Regions from separate parts of the Homo sapiens genome. Here region 2 is linked to region 1. Evidence: chromatin loops called from intact Hi-C (ENCODE). Cell type or tissue: heart right ventricle. All regions are shown on one strand. Links, peaks and the distances in the headings refer to the core of each region. The heading gives the core; the rest is flanking DNA.

Evidence for each region. A loop is a pair of places that touch in the nucleus more often than their neighbours do. Peaks named below come from ENCODE experiments on the same cell type or tissue, not always from the same donor. Only the 100,000 strongest peaks of a DNase experiment are listed, where the experiment ranks them.
Region 2: it touches region 1 in a loop (2.6-fold over the local background); 53 of 110 quality-filtered maps call a loop at or near these places.

Annotation. Positions count from the first base shown.
Region 1 is chr12:43,876,710-43,888,075 of GRCh38, reverse strand. The region is part of intron 2 of TMEM117 (transmembrane protein 117); the gene reads right to left. Among named protein-coding and RNA genes, the nearest start is that of TMEM117, 46 kb to the right of the region's middle. In heart right ventricle, for the core only: a CTCF peak has its summit at 5,316 (motif pointing right); a DNase peak (open chromatin) is centred at 2,843.
Region 2 is chr12:43,784,724-43,793,317 of GRCh38, reverse strand. IRAK4 (interleukin 1 receptor associated kinase 4) reads right to left here. Exons shown (of 12, transcript NM_016123.4): 11 at 6,761-6,919; 12 at 3,777-6,638. The coding sequence ends at 6,603. Among named protein-coding and RNA genes, the nearest start is that of TWF1, 17 kb to the left of the region's middle. In heart right ventricle, for the core only: no CTCF peak of the experiment used is centred there; a DNase peak (open chromatin) is centred at 3,210.

The DNA.
Region 1 (11,366 bases), core at 1,827-9,826:
GACTTTTGTATTATACTATAGAATCTCTTTTGCTTTACTTCTCTTCTACAGATTTGCCCCAAATAGAGGCTAACTTTGGCACACCAGCTATACAAAAACACATAGAGCCATCTTAGCTTCCACAGCATAGCACAGAAAGAAGGGATCTGTAACTGCTATTTTGATCCTCACTATGAAACAAACAAATGGTCTCACCTGCAGCCACATAATTTACTCTTACAGCCACAGCCCCTTTCCTTCCACACCCAGTCCATAAAATCTGTCTTCTCATCACTGTTGTTCTTGAGTAGATTGGTCCTTGTCTGGCTATTGAAGCTACCCCAGCCCTCTATCTGATCCTAAATAAGTACAACTTCTGCTGAACTTTCTGCCGTCATAAGTGTAACTTCTGCTGAATTTTTTTCCATCCAGGCCTTGGCAGTGAGATGCATCAGAGCTGTTGGAGTCAGGGTGCTGGCGGTCTTCTGCAGCAGGGGCACCTGTCCTGAGATCAAATGTCTGCACTGGCTGAAGGGCATGGTCACAAACCAGACTAAACCCTAAGTAGACTCCAGTTCCACATTTTAAAGAACATCCTTAGTTTAGTTTCTTGTAAAAGCCCCTATATATGCCACAATAGTTGTCTTCCAACTGTTTAATTTTTCATGATGCTATTTCAACAACCTACAATAATTTGTTTTACTCAGTTTTGTGTACATTGCACAAAACAGCAGGAAGAGAAGTACCTTCTTCACTTTTAACTGGCATTAATCATTACTCTCCCCAGGGAATAGCTATTTATAAGATTCTCAATAACATTTTATCCTAGGAAACTTCCTGAGCACTGGATTCTAGCTTTGTCCCAGGCAGTACTTCTGCTTCTTGCTTTAGGTAAAAATGACAGCAGGTGCAGCCACCCAACCCCTCACTGAAAATAAGTGAGGCCCAGGCCAGGCACGGTGGCACACACCTGTAATCCCAGCAGTTTGGGAGGCCTAGGAGGGCGGGTCACTTGAGGTCAGGAGCTCGAGACCAGCCTCACCAACATGGTAAAACCCCATCTCTACAGAAACATATAAAAATTAGCTGGTTGTCGTGGCATGTGCCTGTAGTCCCAGCTACTCCAGAGGCTGAGGCATGAGAATTGCTTGAACCCAGGAGGCAGAAGTTGCAGTGAACCGAGATCACGCCACAGCACACCAGTCTAGACAAGAGAGAGAGACTCTGTCTCCAAAAAAAGAGAAAATAGGTGAGGCCCACGGACACATAGAGCGGAACAATTCACACTGGGGCCTTTCTGGGGATGGAGGGTGGGAGGACAGAAAGGATCACGAAAAATAATTAATGGGTACTAGGCTTAATACCTGACTAATGAAATAACGTGTACAATAAACCCCCTTGACACACATTTACCTATGTAGCAAACCTGCACATCCTGCACATGTACCCCTGAACTTAAAAGTTAAAAAAAAGAAATGGCTACCTCGCCAGAAAAAAAACATTTCTCAAACCTATGTCCCCCTCAAATTATTGCTGTCTCTTTCCTCACCTTCAAAGCCCAATTTTTTAAGCTATGCAAGCTGTTTGAATTTGCCTAAGTACTATTTACTCCTGAACCAACTGCAATCTGACTTCTATCCCCACTCCACTGAAATATCTTTTATAAAATCTTAAGTGATCTACATACAAATCTAAGTGAAACATCCCAGTCCTTCCCTACTTGACCATTTTGTTGTTGTTGTTGTTGAAATACTCTCTTGTCTTGATGCCTATGACACCATACTCTCTTAGATATTTCCTCCATCTCTAGCAATTCTTCTTCCTCTTCTTTGCAGGTACACCGCCCTCTATATGTCCCTTATATTCCTTAGTCCCTGTTCTCCTCTCTCTTTACCTCCTTAGATGTTTTCTTGTAATCTTGTCTCCAGGATTTTCCACCATTAATCCTTCTTTCTGCTGCCAAAGTGATCTATACCATCTATCTAAATTATTACTCTACTGCTTAAGATCTTTTAATGCCTCTCTATAGCATATGGGATATATAATATGATACACAAGGTTCCCCCATGTCATGCTGACTGCCTTTATCTCTATCCCAACTTATGCTCAATATTCTAGAAATACCTCATTAGTTGTAATTATCTGTGCTCAACATACTGTTTCATAGTAAAATGTCTCATACCTGGAATGCTTATTCTCTTGTCCGTACTTAGCTAACTTCTACCTATTCTTTCAAATTAATCTCTTGTGTAACCATCTCCAGGAAGCCTTCACTGGTTACCTCTGGTTGAACTAAATGTCTGTCTTCTGTATTCTGAGAGCTTCCTGTGCATATCTGTATTACTGCTTCTACCATATTATGGTGAAATTTATTGTATACATATTTGTCTCACACGCTAAGGTTAAAGCTTTTTTATTTACACTTGGTCTTAGCCAAAAAGCCAAAAAGTAATAAATCTTCTTTATTAAAAAAAAAATAAAGTATATATTTATGCCTAAAAAGAAAACTCCCAAAAGTATTAACAGTAGTCATCTCAAAATGGTAAATTATAGATACTGTTCTTTTTTTCCCTCTTGGCTGCGTTTCCCTAATGTTTTACAATGAATTCACATTTGTTTTTTTAAAAAAAGTTCTTTCTCATGAAAATAAACTGTATCTGGATATCAAAAAAAAAAAGAAAAGAAAAGAAAAAGAAAATAGGGGAGGCCCTTAAATCTCTATGAAAGCAAGAGAACAAGTCAGGAGGGAAGCTGTACTCTATTCTCTTTGAAGCACTCACATGTTGACAACAAGCCTACACAGGCACAGGGCATGCTGATCTCAAAACAGTGTCCTTACACAGCCCGCCCTGACTAGGACCAATACACACAAAGCTGAATTGTTCACACCAAAAGAGGTCAGGTGGACATCCTGCTCTCAAGAGACTGTGATTGCTACGAATCCATGAAGTGTTTATTGGCTTGCTGCCTCACTTTCATAAATGGGATGGGATAGGTGTCTCGGGTAGCGACTATCTGGGGCCTGTATTGCGCAGGCAGTTAGAATAATTTACCAAGACATTAGTAAGTAAAGAAAAGCAGATTTATTAGAGAAAGCAGAAAGTATGAAAATACGTTGCGAGCGTGCCATGGGCAAGTCAGCAAGAGTGGAGCTGACTGCAAGGAGACAAAGGCTTGCTGGGGATTTTATAGGATGGTGCTTGTGCTGTGTGCTGAAGAGAGCTTTGTGCAGTACTGATAATGCCAAGAATGCAGTGTGCTAACTTGTAGGGTCTGGTGGTAAGTTGAATGCAGGAAGATTGTGAGTTATTTGTGCAGGAGGGCTACATGTCCTGGACCAGGAAGAAAGGCAGACTTAGCTTATCTGCTTTTTCTTTTGGCTTTCCCCTGTTCCCACCAGCCTGAGACTTTTTCCCTAATTAGGACTCCACGACAGGCAAACAAAACAGTAAGAGTGGAGCAAGAATATGGAAGATGGTAGAGACAGTTGCTTGGAAGATTCCACTTAAATGAATCCTTCCCTACCAAGAAAAGCCAATTGTCTTTTTTGGACAGACATGGGATCAAAACCCCCTCATCAACAGAAGCCTTTACTGGAGGCCATGAAACAAGCATAGATTTCTGGAAATGCTAGAGAGAACTGAACAGAAGTTATCACTAAAACAAATACTATAAATCTAAAAATAGCCTTTTTGGGAAAATGAGTTTGAATGAATTTTTTTATTCCATTGAGATTTACCTAATAAATAATACAATATAATAATATATACTATTTCATATACTGATCTAAAAGTATATTACCACATATCAACTCATGAAAGCATTTTAATTAATAAGCAAAGACAATATTTTCATACAAGTAAAATAGTCATTTCAGCTCTCTGCTGTCAATATGGGTAAATTTTGGCTCCTTTCACTAATAGAGTAATACAATCTTTCTTTCTTTCTTTTTTTTTTTTTTTTGAGATGGTATCACTCTGTTGCCCAGGCTGGAGTGCAGTGGTGTGATCATGGCTCACTGCAGCCTTGACCTTCTGTGCCCAAGAGAGCCTCTCACCTCAGCTTCCTGAGTAGCTGGACTACAGGCGTGAGCCATCACGCCCAGCTAATTTTTGTATTTCTTGTAGAGTCAGGGTTTTGCCATGTTGCCAAGGCTGGTCTCATACTCTTGGGCTCAAGCAATCCTCTGACCTCAGCCTCCCAAAGTGTTGAGATTATAGGCATGAGCCACTATGCCTGGCTACAGGCCACTCTTACTATATTTCCTCCCTTAGAATAGAGTTGCTTGGCTAGATCCTTGTTTGGGGTTTTTTTTTGTTTTTTGTTTTTTTTTTTGTCTTTCATACAAAGAAAGAATGGTATTTGTGTTATGTTTTCATCATCTGAACGTTTTTCACATTTTTACTAGGTTCCAAAGAAGGTAATATGCATAACTAAAGCACAATTTTAGAAATGGGCTGCCAGGGTCTCTACATTAAAAGGAAATCCAACTGATTCATTCCCTTATAACCACTCATAACTATTCTTACATCAGCCTGAAAGGCAATAAGTGGTTTTGGAAATCTTTATTTAGCTGATAGCTGGATGTTGGCTCATATTTTAACTGTCTTACTGTTTCTGGTTAATGTAATTCCAAATTATGAGAAATCTATTTTGTTCTCAGTATTTAAGATCTCAGCTATTTCATAGTTATTTTTGGCAGGCTTTGTATATGAAATGCGGTGATGAAGAGATATGACTTGAATAATCATATGTACTATAATACATCAAGAAGAAACAGAAAAAGACAAGAAATACATGATCCTGAGCCTTTCAACAATGTTTCTCTTTTTAAATGCATGTCTCCAAAATAACTAAAATCACTTCTTGAGAAAATGTAATAGGGCTTATTTATTATACCTCTTCTTCCTCATTTATCTAATGAAGCTTACTTGTATATACTAAATAACCTAAACATCCTCAAGTTTTACATTATAAAGAACAAAAATATAGAACTCTTCTCCTTTTTATAATGGATACAAAAACCACCATTGGAAACTTTTGGGAAAAATAACCCAAAAACTCAAATAAGAACTTTGCAATTTTAAAAAGCACTCCAAATCAGAATGCTCTTATTATATTGTCTCAACCTTAGCCTTGTGTAACTAAGAAAAATAAGTCCCAGAACTGAGATGAGCTTCAATTATAAAAGATGCTGCAGAGAAATGAACATCTTTATCGTTAATCTTAGTTTTTTTCCTCCAAACACCTGAAATGAATTTTTTTGCCAATTCCAGAATCTTAAAGTCTACATCTGATCATCGAATAAGCTGCTATGTTCAGTATATACCACCAGAAGGTGCCCTTGCCCAAGGAAGAAAGCCTCCTTTCCATACATGCACAGCTAAACTCCACAACATTTATGCTCATTGACCTAAAGTGAATTTAAAATCAACTTTTTATAGATGAAACCTCTTAGAGAAGAGCAAACTCTTCAGGTACTTCTAATGAAATTTTTGATGTGAGACAACAGAAAGTAGTGCTTGCAGAACGTGCAGACCTCTTTAAACTGTCCTCAAAATATGGGGTAAAGTGAGGTAATTTGGTAAAGAAGGATAAAGGATATAAACATAATATTTCTTTTTTTTTTTTTTTTTGAGATGAAGTTTCACTCTTGTCCCCAAAGCTGGAGTGCAATGGTGTGATCTTGGCTCACTGCAACTTCCACCTCCCGGGTTCAAGCGATTTTCCTGCCTCAGCCTCCTGAGTAGCTGGGATTACAGGTGCCTGCCACCAAGCCTGGCTAATGTTTGTATTTTTAGTAGAGACGTGGTTTCACCATGTCGGCCAGGATGATCTTGAACTCCTGACCTCAGGTGATCCGCCCGCCTTGGCCTTCCATAATATTTCTATGCCAAGACTGCTTAGAGAAGTACTGTGCAAGAGGAATATAATGCAAGCTTCACACATAATTTTAAATTTTTTAGTAAGTACATTTTTAAAGTCTTTGTTGTTGTTGTTGTTTTTTAGTTTGTTTGTTTTTTTTGAGACGGAGTCTTGCTCTGTCTCCCAGGCTGGAGTGCAGTGGCTCGATCTGGGCTCACTGCAAGCTCCGCCTCCTGGGTTCACGCCATTCTCCTGCCTCAGCCTCCTGAGTAGCTGGGACTACAGGCGCTTGCCACCACGCCCAGCTAATTTTTTGTATTTTTAGTAGAGATGGGGTTTCACTGTGTTAGCCAGGATGGTCTGCCCACCTCGCCCTCCCAAAGTGCTGGGATTACAGGCATGAGCCACTGTGCCTGGCCTTTTTTTTTTTTTTTTTTTTTTGAGACAAGAGTTTCACTCTTGTTGCCCAGACTGGAGTGCAATGGGGCCATCTCAGCTCACCGCAACCTCCACCTCCTGGGTTCAAGCGATTCTCCTGCCTCAGCCTCCTGAGTAGCTGGGATTACAGGCATGCACCACCACACCTGGATAATTTTGTAGATTTAGTAGAGATGGGGTTTCTCCATTTTGGTCAGGCTGGTCTCAAACTCCCAACCTTAGGTGATCCGCTGGCCTTGGCCTCCCAAAGTGTTGGGATTACAGGCATGAGCTTCCACGCCCGGACTTAAAGTCTTTCAAGAGTGAAATTGATTTTAATTTCCTATTTTACCTAATCAAATATATCTAAAATATTATCATGTCAACACATAATCAATATAAAAAGTATTAGTAAAATATCTTACATTTTCTTTGTATTCACTGCACTCCAGCCTGGGTGACAGAGAGTTCTTATGCTTACTGACACAAAGGAATGCACAAATGCTTTTCTCTAAATATCATATGAAAATAATTGGTCTAATTTCCCTTCATCTCTGTAATCTTTGGACTGCATAATAACCTACAAATATAAAGTAAAGTAAAATAAATCCTAGCCTTGTTTAATAATATCTATGTTCCTGATAGCACCAAACATAAAATATATAGGCATGTATAATAGACCAAAAATTGCAAGTTCCCATATACATAAGATGAACAGTGAATAGTACATGTCATGTGTATAATAAAATAAACAAGCATTAAAAAGTAGATTTAACAAGCATCTCCTTGTTGTCGGTTTTAGAATTCTCTATTCAACCAGCTCTGTGAGTTAGAATTTTCTGAATCACAGGTAACAAGAACATAAAAGTCCTATTTATCATCCAGATTCTCTTCTTTCATAATAAATTATACTTTTACATGAAGAATGGCAAGTTGATACAAAACTATTCTTAACAAAAATGAAAAGGGTTGACTTCTTATTAGGCCATAAGGTCCTGAAAGTAGACTGGGTTTTATTTTTCCTGTCAAGCAAGAGCACAGTTTAAAAGACAACCTTGTTTCTTTTACAAGATGTGTTTATGAGAGCAGTGAAATACAATCACTTTGAAATACTGCAGCAGCAAGAGGTCACACCACTCTGGCTCTGTGGAAAATGGCTCAAGGGAGACTGTCTCAGCCTGCAGGAGATCTTTAGGGACCCCTGCACCCAGTTCCAAGGCACCATTAATTGATGCTGGGCAAAACCGGACTTTTACATTAAGAACAACAGTATGCCCAGGAGGAGCTGGCATTCATCTGCAATTCCTTATACTCCCCAAATTTCTACAAAGTCTTAACTGCTTAATTCTGCAAGATAATTTTGAAATTAGACATGAGTAGCTGACAGGCTGATTTTTCTTTCTGCACAGGAAAAAAAAAAGGAATAAAAATTGAAGTTAGAAAGAAATTTTTTTAAAAAAGTTATGTAACCATGTAACATGGTTGGTTTTATGTTATTGTATTCAAATAACAGTATATAGTGCAAGTAGTTATGAAAAGTAATAAAAAAGCAAAAGCCACCCTGATAAAGAAAACAATGCCTTACGATAGTGGGTAAATTTATAATTTATAGGAGCCTTTACATCCTCCTATTTGATCTTCATAAATTCGTAGAATTGAGGACAGGCATTATTACTTTATTTTATAAATGAGAAAACTAAAGCTTGGAAAATTTTGTACTAAAAGTTGATGAAATAGGGAAGTATGAAAAATGCTACCTGAAAAATATTAGAGACACTCCAATGACTTGAAGAAAGCTTTAATTTATATTCCTTACAAATGAATTATTCTTCTGTCTTGGTAGAAACAGATTTCCTTCCTAAAGGTCTATTACAGCCTTCATGTAATTTTTTTCTAGCCAGCTGGAATCACTTTCAATCTTGCTCAAGTGAAGGGAACCTCTTGGAGGCTTAGCAGCACCTTCTGCAGCAATGTGGCTCTTTCTACGAGTACACTCTCAATTATTCAAGATAACACAGGAAGGCCTGGAGATAGATTACTCCAAAGGCAGCAGAAACAAATTAACAGTTAGTTGAATTAGATAAACTTGAATAAATTAGTGTTTCAAACTATGCATGCTGATACAATGTACATTGATGAAATACGTAGAAAGGAGTTGGGGCTCTCCAAAAATACAGCAAGCAGGCACAGTAGGATGGTTTAGAATCAAACTATGGAGATGACATAGCCCTCATTAGACCCAGAATTAGGAGGAGGCACAACTTGTACCTCTACTGGTTAGCTATACGCATTGATACACTTAATCTCATCCAATAGCAAAATATATTTGCATACTACTTTGAGGCCTGCACTGAGAAGACATATAAGTTTGCTTCAGAGTGATATGGCACTCACACTGACCTCACCAACAGGGAGCAATGGAGTTGCATATGCAATTATACACTGAAATATACAGTAGTCACCAATGACCCCCATGGAAACTTTTGTTTCTATTTTAGTATTTAATTTCATTGACATTGAATACAATGCTTTAAACTGTTTTGATGATAAAGTTTTAGCAAACATAAAATAAAATCTGCCTTATTCATTAACTTATTATCACTTATTTATGATCTATGTCAAAATTATAGTTTGATTTTGAATTCTGAGGCTCGCACAGGAATAGAACAATTTCAGTATATCCTTTGATAAAACTGTTCATATGTGTATCCATTATCTACCTATATTAAAAATAATATTAACATACAGGGTTTTCAGATCCCTGATCTGATCATGCTTGACAAACTTATTCATTCATCAGCATTTATGACTAGCATTTATCATTTAACGCAAGTATTACTGGCTAATCAAGTATAAATACAGTATTCCAGGAACTTCTTTCACTAGATATTTTCAATATATCATTGGTACACATTTATGAATGGTCACCTGCCATATTTAATTCACTGTGTCAACATCTCTGTTCACAGACATTGAATGATCAAGATTTTTTCCATGAGCAATAACCAATTTTACTTTTCCAAATAAAGTTTTTATTTCACTTTTGTTCTCCAAGTTTCTAAACTTTCTCATTTTAAAATGATTTTACATAGTGCTACTAGGCTTAAAATTTTCTAAGACATACCAAGGTTTTTCCTTTTTAATATTTACTTCTCTCCTTCAGAAAGACAAAATTTTAATCAAAATCACAGCATACATCTAGTGAGTTAATAAAAGCATGCATTTAGCTACAACCTATTGTTGTCACCTTATTTTATTCTATATTTTTAGCTGTAACAAAAATTGTTCCTTCCTCTTATCAATAGAAAAGTATAGATTATTTCTGAAAACAATTTCTTAAATTGAAACATTTTTGCTATTTCATCCTCTATTTCCTCTTCTAAAAAAATTGGTTGTTTGACATGAACCAGACCAGGATGTAAGCTGACCATATTTTCAGCAGCCTTTCTGAGGATGATTACCTCTGAGAACATCAATGACTTGAGAAATCGCAACAGTTTAGCTGTTATCTTGTGTAAAATAATATACCAATTAAGCTAACTATAAAAGTGATCCTGACTTCAGGACACACTCTTTAAAGCCCTGAAATTCCTCCGAGAACTACAGGAAGCTGTCTAGTTTGAAAGCACAGTTTGCAGAAAAGTCAGAGTGGTTTGTTAAGGCTGCAGAAAAGTCAGAGTGGTTTGTTAAGGCCCTGATTTTTTCTTTGTCTTCCTTATTTACTTTTTCTTACAAAAGCAAAACTTTTTTTCATTGTAAAACGTGAAACAATCCTAAGATATACATGCACACACTAAGATACAGTTTTAAGAACTTGAGTGTATCCTTTCACAGCTTCCTGTACATTCAAACAAATCATAAACATATATAAAGTATTATTCTGTCTGTGTGTGTGTGTGTGTGTGTGTGTGTGTGTGTGTGTGTTTTGTTTTTACAAAAAAAGAACCATACTATCCATATTACTTTGCAACTGGTATTTCTCACTTAGTATCATGGGCATTACCATGAGTTAACAGATCTAAACCAAGGGCTACATAATATTATGTAACATGAATGATCCACATTTTATTCAAACTTTTTCTTATATGTGGTCATTCACACTGATTTCAGCTATTAGCTGCTACAAGCCCTCAAAATATTACATATATGTTTATACAAAAACACTTTTTTTTTTTTTTTTGAGACCGAGTCGCACTATGTCGCCCGGGCTGGAGTGCAGTGACACGATCTCTGCTCACTGCAACCTCCACCTCCCGGGTTCAAGTGATTCTCCTGCCTCAGCCTCCCAAGTAGCTAGGATGACAGGTGCCCACCACTATGTCCAGCTAATTTTTTGTATTTTTAGTAGAGACAGGATTTCACAATGTTGGCCAGGCTGGTCTCGAACTCCTGACCTCAGGTGTTCCACCTGCCTCGGTGTCCCAAAGTGCTGGGATTACAGACGTGAGCCACCGCACCCAGTCAAAACTACTTATATTTCTATGAGATAGATTCTCTCAATTAGTGGGTCAAAGATTATAGCTTCTTTTCAAAAATTTATATTTCTCCAAATTGAAGATCAAAGTTCATAGGACAACCTGGAAATATATACCAAGTGAAAAATGTGCACATTCTTTGACTCAAAAATTCTAATTCTAGGCATTTTTCTTAAATATATTGTGCAAATGAGCATAATTTTTAATGTATGTATGTACATGGACATTCTTTGAAGCTCTGTTTATAAAAGAGGAAAATAGAAAACACCCCAAATTCAAGAAAACTATGAAATAAATTATGTTAGACACACTCAATGGAACAATAAGCAGACATTAAAATTGGGTTTATACTATACATTACACATTATGAAAATATATGCTTATTGACACAGTAAGATGTTTAAAAATAAGAAAAATTAATTACATGTCACTGTCATAAAATAATTTAAAAGAGAGGGGTATTGAGGGAAAGGATATGACAAAATACTAGTAATACTTATTTCTATATAGTATTTTAAACTAAGTATAATTATTTACTTCATAGGTCTTGTTTATCCAACATTTATTCAACAAATATTTACTGAGTATCTATATATCAGAAACTATGCTAAGCACAGCATTGGAAAACGC
Region 2 (8,594 bases), core at 1-8,000, 93 kb after region 1:
TTACAAAAGATGCTGAAATAGCTTTAGAAAGGCTCATCGTTGGGCCGGGCACGGTGGCTCACGCCTGTAATCCCAGCACTTTGGGAGGCCGAGGCGGAGGTCAGGAGATCGAGACCATCCTGGCTAACACAGTGAAACCCCGTCTCTACTAAAAATACAAGAAATTAGCCGGGTGTGGTGGCGGGCCCCTGTAGTCCCAGCTACAGGCTGGGCAGGAGAATGGCGCGAACCTGGGAGGCGGAGCTTGCAGTGAGCCGAGATTGCGCCACTGCACTCCAGCCTGGGCGACAGTGCGAGACTGTCTCAAAAAACAAAAGGCTCATTATTAAAACTTTTAAACATTTAAGCTAAGGCATTTCTACTCAGAGCTAAAATAATGTACTAATGTGCCTGAGGTACGTACTGTAAACAGTTTGGTGTATATCCTTTCACATTTTCTTTGCAAATAGAGCCATAAGTTTCAGGATGGAATTTTTGTTGTTGTTTAGATGGCATCTTGCTCTGTCACCAGGCTGGAATGCAGTGGCGCAATCTTGGCTCACTGCAACCTCCACCTCCCAGGTTCAAGTGATTCTCCTGCCTCAGCCTCGCCAGTAGCTAGGACTACAGGTGTGCGCCACCACGCCCAGCTAATCTTTGTATTTTTAGTAGAGATGGGGTTTCACCATGTTGGCCAGGATGATCTTGATCTCTTGACCTCGTGATCCACCCACCTCGGCCTCCCAAAGTGTGGGGATTACAGGTGTGAGCCACTGCACCCGGCCTGGAATGTTCTTTTTTAAATAAAATACTAATTCTGGGCTTCATACTAGATTTTGACCCAGTAGGTGGGTCCAGGAATCAAATAGTTCTACAAATGATTCATGGCTAGCCATGACTGGGAACAGTTTACCTTAAATCATATAAATTGTAGCTCTCCCCCACCCCAATTCAGCCAACAAACTGAAGTTTTACACTGTACTAGTTATGATAGTGGCACTATCTCATAGAAGAAAGTTTAGGTCTCACTGTTGCCCAGTAGCTTCTACATGATTTGCCCGTGGCTCTCTACCTTCCTTGGTCAGTCTGCTTCAGTTCATTGACAGCTCTCTGTTCCTCTAGTAGACCAAGCACAGCCTCAAGGGCACTGAATGCGTTCCCCACGCTGGATCACTCTAACCCGGTATCTACATGCCTTCCTCACTTACAGGTCTCTGCTCAGGTGTCAGTGTCATCTCCTTAGAGAAGTCTCCCCTAATTTCCCAATCTGATTGTACTCCTTGTTCCTCTCACCTTAATCCTGCTTTATTCCTCCTCATGGCACTTAGGTATTCTATATCTGTGCCCATATTGTCTCTTCCACTAAAATACAAGTTCAATGGGGACAAGAAGCTTAGTTTCATTCACTGCTACATCCTTAGCACCTAGAAGTTTCTATGATATAGTGGGCATTTTTCAATTTATTGAATGAATAAATGAATTTGCCTTTCCTTGAAGAACAGCTGTGAAAGGAGCACATGCCAGCAGTGGTAGGTCACCAGAGGATCTGGCCTCCATCATTTTCTTTCTGGCCACAGGAAAACTCACTAGCACTGGCAAAATCTCTTGCCCTGCGAAAGCCATGGGTTCTACCACACAAAATGGCAGTACTGACCCATTCCTGAGCATCAAATGCCTTCCAGTAGGGATCTTCATTCAGCTGATTCTGTGCTCCAAAAAGATTGATACCAGCCTACTCAACTGTCAGTGCTGCTGCACTACCACCCTCATTTGCTAGGATTCAGCCAGGCTGTAGTTTCTTAGTGAACTCTGGATGGTTAATGGGAAAGAGGCAAGCCATGAACAGGGGTTAGATTGCATTTCTTAGTTTTCTATTACCAAGCTGTATTTATAATAAGACAAACTGGGCCACATCCTTGTGTGTGTGTGTGTGTTTCTGACTGCCACTTACTGGCTACATGACTAAATCATGATTTAGTCATACTAATGCATCACAAACTAGGTGATTTTCAATGTGATCTTCATGGTAGCTTATACCTGTAATCTTCATACTAACGAATAACAAACCATACCATACTAATGCATCACAAACTAGGTGATTTTCAATGTGATCTTCATGGTAGCTTATACCTGTAATCTTCATACTAACGAATAACAAACCATACCATACTAATGCATCACAAACTAGGTGATTTTCAATGTGATTTTCATGGTAGCTTATACCTGTAATCTTCATACTAACGAATAACAAACCATACCATACTAATGCATCACAAACTAGGTGATTTTCAATGTGATTTTCATGGTAGCTTATACCTGTAATCTTCATACTAACGAATAACAAACCATACCACACTAATGCATCACAAACTAGGTGATTTTCAATGTGATTTTCATGGTAGCTTATACCTGTAATCTTCATACTAACGAATAACAAACCATACCATACTAATGCATCACAAACTAGGTGATTTTCAATGTGATTTTCATGGTAGCTTATACCTGTAATCTTCATACTAACGAATAACAAACCATACCATACTAATGCATCACAAACTAGGTGATTTTCAATGTGATTTTCATGGTAGCTTATACCTGTAATCTTCATACTAACGAATAACAAACCATACCATACTAATGCATCACAAACTAGGTGATTTTCAATGTGATTTTCATGGTAGCTTATACCTGTAATCTTCATACTAACGAATAACAAACCATACCGTACTAATGCATCACAAACTAGCCCCCAGATGTGATTTTCATGGTAGCTTATACCTCTAATCTCACACTTTGGGAAGCTGAGGCAGGAGAATTGCTTGAATCCAGAAGTTCAAGACCAGCCTCAGCAACAGAGTGAGATCCTGTCTCTACAGAAAATTAAAAAAAAAAAATTAGCTGGGCACAGTAGCACACACCTGTACTCCAACTACTCAAGGTGCTGAGGCAGGAGGATCACTTGAGCCTGAGAGATCAAGGCAGCAGTAAGCCATGATCACACTGCTGCACTCCAGCATGAGTGACCAAGTGAGACTCTCCAAAAAAAAAAAAAAAAAAAAAAAAGTAGCAGTTTAAAACAACAGCTACCCTCCCTCACAAATCTACAGTTGGCTGACCTCTCATGTCTCATGTATGTTTGTGATCAGCTGGCAGGTGGGCTGATTAAGGATGACCTCATCTGAGATGCCTTGTCTCTGTTTTGCATGGTCTGTCATCAGCAGCATGTTACCCTTGGCTTGTTCTCATGTCAGTGGCAGGGTTCCAAATGAGAGAAGTAGTGCATTAGTGCTTTTGAGACCTGGGCTTGGAACTGACCATCACTTTTTCTGTAAGCAAGTTACAAGGCCAGCCCAGATTTAATGGTTGAGGAAATAGACTTTACTTCCTGATGGGAAAAATTACAAAGCCATATTGCAAAAGGCATCAAATATAATGAGTGGAGAATTGCAGTCTAATACAATGAACAAGGGAAAGAAGTTATTTAATCATTGGGGGTCTCAAAATTTCCTCAAGAAGTAAAAGAATAGAACCTACATTGTAGATTTATCAAATCAGATCATGCTTCTAAAACTCAGCACAATGTTTGGCACAATAACTTTCAACATATGACAGAGAAAATGATTATGATTAATATGATGCACAGACATCGTGTTAGTGGTAAAGATCGCAAACTGATACCAGATGCTAATTTCTGCCACGCAACTTATTAGCTATATAATCTTGGGTAATTTCCTCATCTGTAAAATGTGATTATTACCAAATTCATAGGATTGTTATAAAAATTAAAGCACTTCAAACAGTATTCATAAGTGTTTAATAAAAACAATCTATAACTTAAAAATTACAAATTTATATAGTTAGCCCGTTTTGCATCACTATAAAGGAATAACTGAGGCTGGGTAATTTATAAAGAAAAAAGGTTTGTTTTGGCTTACGGTTCTGCAGGCCATACTAGCACGGCACCAATATTTGCCTGGCCTTTGATGAAGGCCCCAGGAAGGTTACAATCACAATGGAAGGCAAAGGGGGAGCAGACTCTTTTAAGCCACCAGATCTCACACGAACTGAGTGAGAACTCACTCATCACCAGTGGCTCTAAGCCATTCATGAGGGATCATCCACCATGACCCAAACACTTCCCATCAGGCCCCACCTCCACCCCCAACACTGGGGATTACATTTAAACATGAAATTTGAAGGAGACAAACATCTAAACAATGTCATTCTACCCCCAGCCCCCCAAATCTAATGTCTTTCTCACATTGCAAAATATAATCATCCCTTCCCAAAGTCTTAACTCATTCTAGCATCACTCAAAAGTCCTAAGTCTCATTTGAGACTCAAGGTAAGTTCCTGCCGCCTATGAGCCTCTGAAATAAAATATAAGTTATTTATTTCCAAGATACAGTTGGTGGTACAGGCAATAAGTAAAACATTCTTGTCCCAAAAGGGAGAAATTGGCTAAAGAAAGGGGCAACAGGATCCTGGCAAGTCTGAAACCCAGCTGGGAAGACATTAAACTTTAAATACTGGCACTTTGGGAGGCCGAGGCGGGTGATCACGAGGTCAGGAGATCAAGACCATCCTGGCTAACACAGTGAAACCCCATCTCTACTAAAAATACAAAAAAAATTAGCTGGGCATGGTGGCGGGCACCTGTAGTCCCAGCTACTGGGGAGGCTGAGGCAGGGGAATGGCGTGAACCTGGGAGGCAGAGCTTGCAGTGAGCCGAGATCGTGCCACTGCACTCCAGCCTGGGCAACAGAGCAAGACTCCGTCTCAAAAAAAAAAAAAAAAAAGCCCTAACATATTCCTTGATTCCATGTCCCACATCCTGGCACACTGGTGCAAGGGGTGGGCCCTCGAGGCCGTGGGCAGCTCCACTCCTGTGGCTTTGCAGGGTGCGTGGCTTCCCTCATGGTTGAAGTTGAGTGCCTGTGGCTTTTCCAAGCTCAGAGTGCAAGCTGCTGGTGGCTCTACAATTCTCAAGTCTGGAGGGTGGCAGCACCCTTCCCATAGCTCTACTAGGCAGTGTCCTGCTGGGGTCTCTGTGTTGGGGCTCCAACCCCACATTTCAGTACGTACACTATAAGCCTCCCGCTGTACATGCTCTGTATAATTTCCACATACCCCTCAAATGTGGGCAAAACCTGTAAATATCATGGGAAATCATCATGGGAAAAACATCATGGGAGAGTATCTGTATTTGTTTTCTATTACTGAATAATAAATTACCACAAACTTAAAGGCTTAATGTGACCCATTTATTTATTTATTTATTTATGATGGAGTCTCACTCTGTCACCCAGGCTGGAGTGCAGTGGCACGATCTCAGCTCACTGCAACCTCTACCTCCCTGGTTCCAGCTAGTCTCCTGCCTCAGCCTCCCAAGTAGCTGGGACTACAGGTGTCCACCACCACGCTCGTCTAATTTTTGTATTTTTAGTAGAGACGGGGTTTCACCATGTTGGCCAGGCCGGTCTTGAACTCTTGACCTCAGGTGATCTGCCTGCCTCGGCCTCCCAAAGTGCTGGGATTTACAGGTATGAGCCACCACATCCAGCCAATGTGACCCATTATCTCACAGTTCTATATATTAGAAGTCCAGCACAGAACAGATAGATTCTCATACTGAGGATCATGCAAAGCTGAAATCCAGGTGTCAGCCCAGGCTGTGGTTATCATCTGAAGCTTGGAGTACTCTTCTAAGCTGACTCAGATTTTTGGCAGAATTCAGTTCCTTGTGGTTGCAACTGAGGTCCCAATTTTTTTTTCCTGCTTGCTGACAACTGGAAGGTAGGTCTCATCTCCTAGAGGCCACCTTTAGGTTTTAGCCAATGTGGCCCTCTCACATACTTCTTCAAGGCTTACAAGGAGAATTCTTCTTGCAAGGGTTCACTTGATTAGGTCAGGCCCTTTCAACAGTCTCAAAGTGAGTTGTTTAGGAACCTTAACTGCATCTGCCAAATTCCTTCAACTTTGTCATGTAACATAATCTAATAATGGACATATCATTATGGCAGTATCATCAAGGGATATTTTATTTGTGGTTAAATGATTGCTGTGAACACAATCTATAAATATATGACTAATAGGATTTTGTAACTGGCTCTATAAACTTTAAATTTTGTATCATTTTACAATTTACAAAGTGCTTGTATATATTTTGCATCATTTGATTTTCATGACTACCTGTCAGAGAAGCACAGCAGATATTAGCCCAATGTTATTAGTGGCTCACAGCAGCTAAGTGTATGTCCAAAGCTTTACAGCAAATTAGTAGTGGAGTCAGCTGGGCTTCAGATCAGAGTGTTTCCACCCTACATACAGCCCAGGCTCTTTTTGCTAACCCTGTAATTTTCAAACTGTGTTTGGTGATGCTTGAAGGAGATTTCTCAGGGATTACTGTAAGAACTGGGGGTGATACTAATGGGTAGGGCTAAGTGTTGATATGGTGGCTCTATTTTTATATTTTGGAAGTTCAACCCATGCTTTAATAACCACTGTCCTGCAACAGCCTATGCCTTGTTAAAGGTAAAGAAGAATATTTAGGAAAAAAATCAGTTAAAAAAATGGTTGAGATAGGTGTATATAAAAAGTCAAGAGTCTTTTCCAATAAAGTTTTAAGAAGCTGTCATCTCTTGCAGCAGCTGTTGAACCTTTTAAAAAGAAAGAAAAAAACAAAAGAACCACATTATACAGTTGCTTTAAAATATACACTCTGGAAAATATGATGAACCCCACCCCTTTCACTTTTTAAATAAGTATAAAAAATGCATACCTTCTTAATGTCTGGTCTCTTATTTTTCTTTTCATGCAGACATTGACTAGCAACAGAGTACATAGCTTCAACTGAAGTGGAATCAGCATCATTCATCTTTTTATCAATATAATCTTCAATTGTCTTTTCTTCATCTTCAATTTCTTCTTTAATATCTAGCTTTAAAATGAGTGTTAAAACTTTAAGAGCTTCAAATCATAGTGAAAGAAAATAGAATATATATTTTAATTATTTAAATTAATCTACTTTGTAATAACATGTGCTCTCATTTTACTATCTTATCTTAAAACCTTATTAAGAATTGAAGACCCAGCCTGGGCAACATGGTGAAACCCTGTTTCTACTAAAAATACAAAAAATTAGCCAGGCATGGTGGTGCATGCCTGTAATCTTAGCTACTTGGAAGGCTGGCAGGAGAATCGTTTGAACCCAGGAGGCAGAGGTTGCACTGAGCCGAGATCACGCCACTCCAGCCTAGGTGACACAGCGAGACTCTGTCTCAAAAAAAAAAAAAAAAATTGAAGACATACAGGACAAATCCTATGTAAATAAGTACAGCCATCCACCACAAAATGACATTTTGGTCAATTGGTCAATGACAGATCACATATAGATGGTGGTCCCATAAAATTATAATACCGTATTTTTACTGTACCTCTTTTATGTTTACATACACAAACACTTACCAGTGTGTTACAATTGCTTACAGTATTCAGGAGAGTATTATGCTGTATAGCATACGTTTGTAGCCTAGGAGCAATACCATATAGCCCAGGTATGTCGTAGGTCATATCATCTAGGTTTGTGTAAGTACACTCTATGAGGTTCACACAATGAAACTGCCTAACAACACATTTCTCGGAATGTATTCCTGTCATTAGGCAACACATGGCTGGGTATGTGTATATATATATATATAAATATATATATATACACACATATATATATACAAATGTATATTTAATTATTTATACCTCCTAGATACTTCCACCCATTTGCCTTCCAATTTTTATATCTATGTTATGAGCTAATTGCTTATATGTTCCCATTAGCAGCATTTACTAGGTGGGCAGCACAGGGTGGTCTGCTTCTTGATGTGCTTCTAATAGCGCAATTCCAACTTTTGGACCCTGACTCCTCCTCCCTGTACCCAACAAATTTCTCTATGGGTACTAAGGTTGTTGAATCAAAGAGAAAAAAGGAGGGGAAAAAATAGGGAGCAGGCCATGATAAAAAAAAATTAACAGGGAGAGAAGTGTAGGAATAAGATCGTGGAGTTGGGTGAATCATGGTCCCCCAAAACATGTCTATGTCATAATTCCTGGAACCTGTGAATGTGATCTTATTAGGAAAAGAAGGGCCCTTTTAGGTGTAATTAAGTATCCTGAGATGAGATCATTCCAGATTATGGCTAATCCTGGAGGTAAGCCCTACATCCAATGAGCAAGGCAAGATTCTCTCTGGAGTCTCCAGAGAGAGCATAGTCTTGCCCATACCTTGATTTCAGACTCTGGCCTCCAGAACTATGAGCAAATAAATTTCTGTTGCTTTAAGTCACACAGTTTTTGGTATATTTTTATAACAGTCCTAGGAAGCTAATACAGATGAAAAAAACTATTCATGAGAGGTAGGATGTAAACTCTTCAAAACCACTTTCAAAGATAAATTCTGAAAATGTTTGACAACGGCAGAATCTAGTGACATAACGGTTCTTCAGATGATCACTTTTTTAAAAACTGTGCTTGTATGAAAATCTTATTACTTTAGAGTCACATCACAGTCAAACCTTAAGAATGGGTGAAAGAGTAAAACCTTCTCCAAAGATTTATGATTT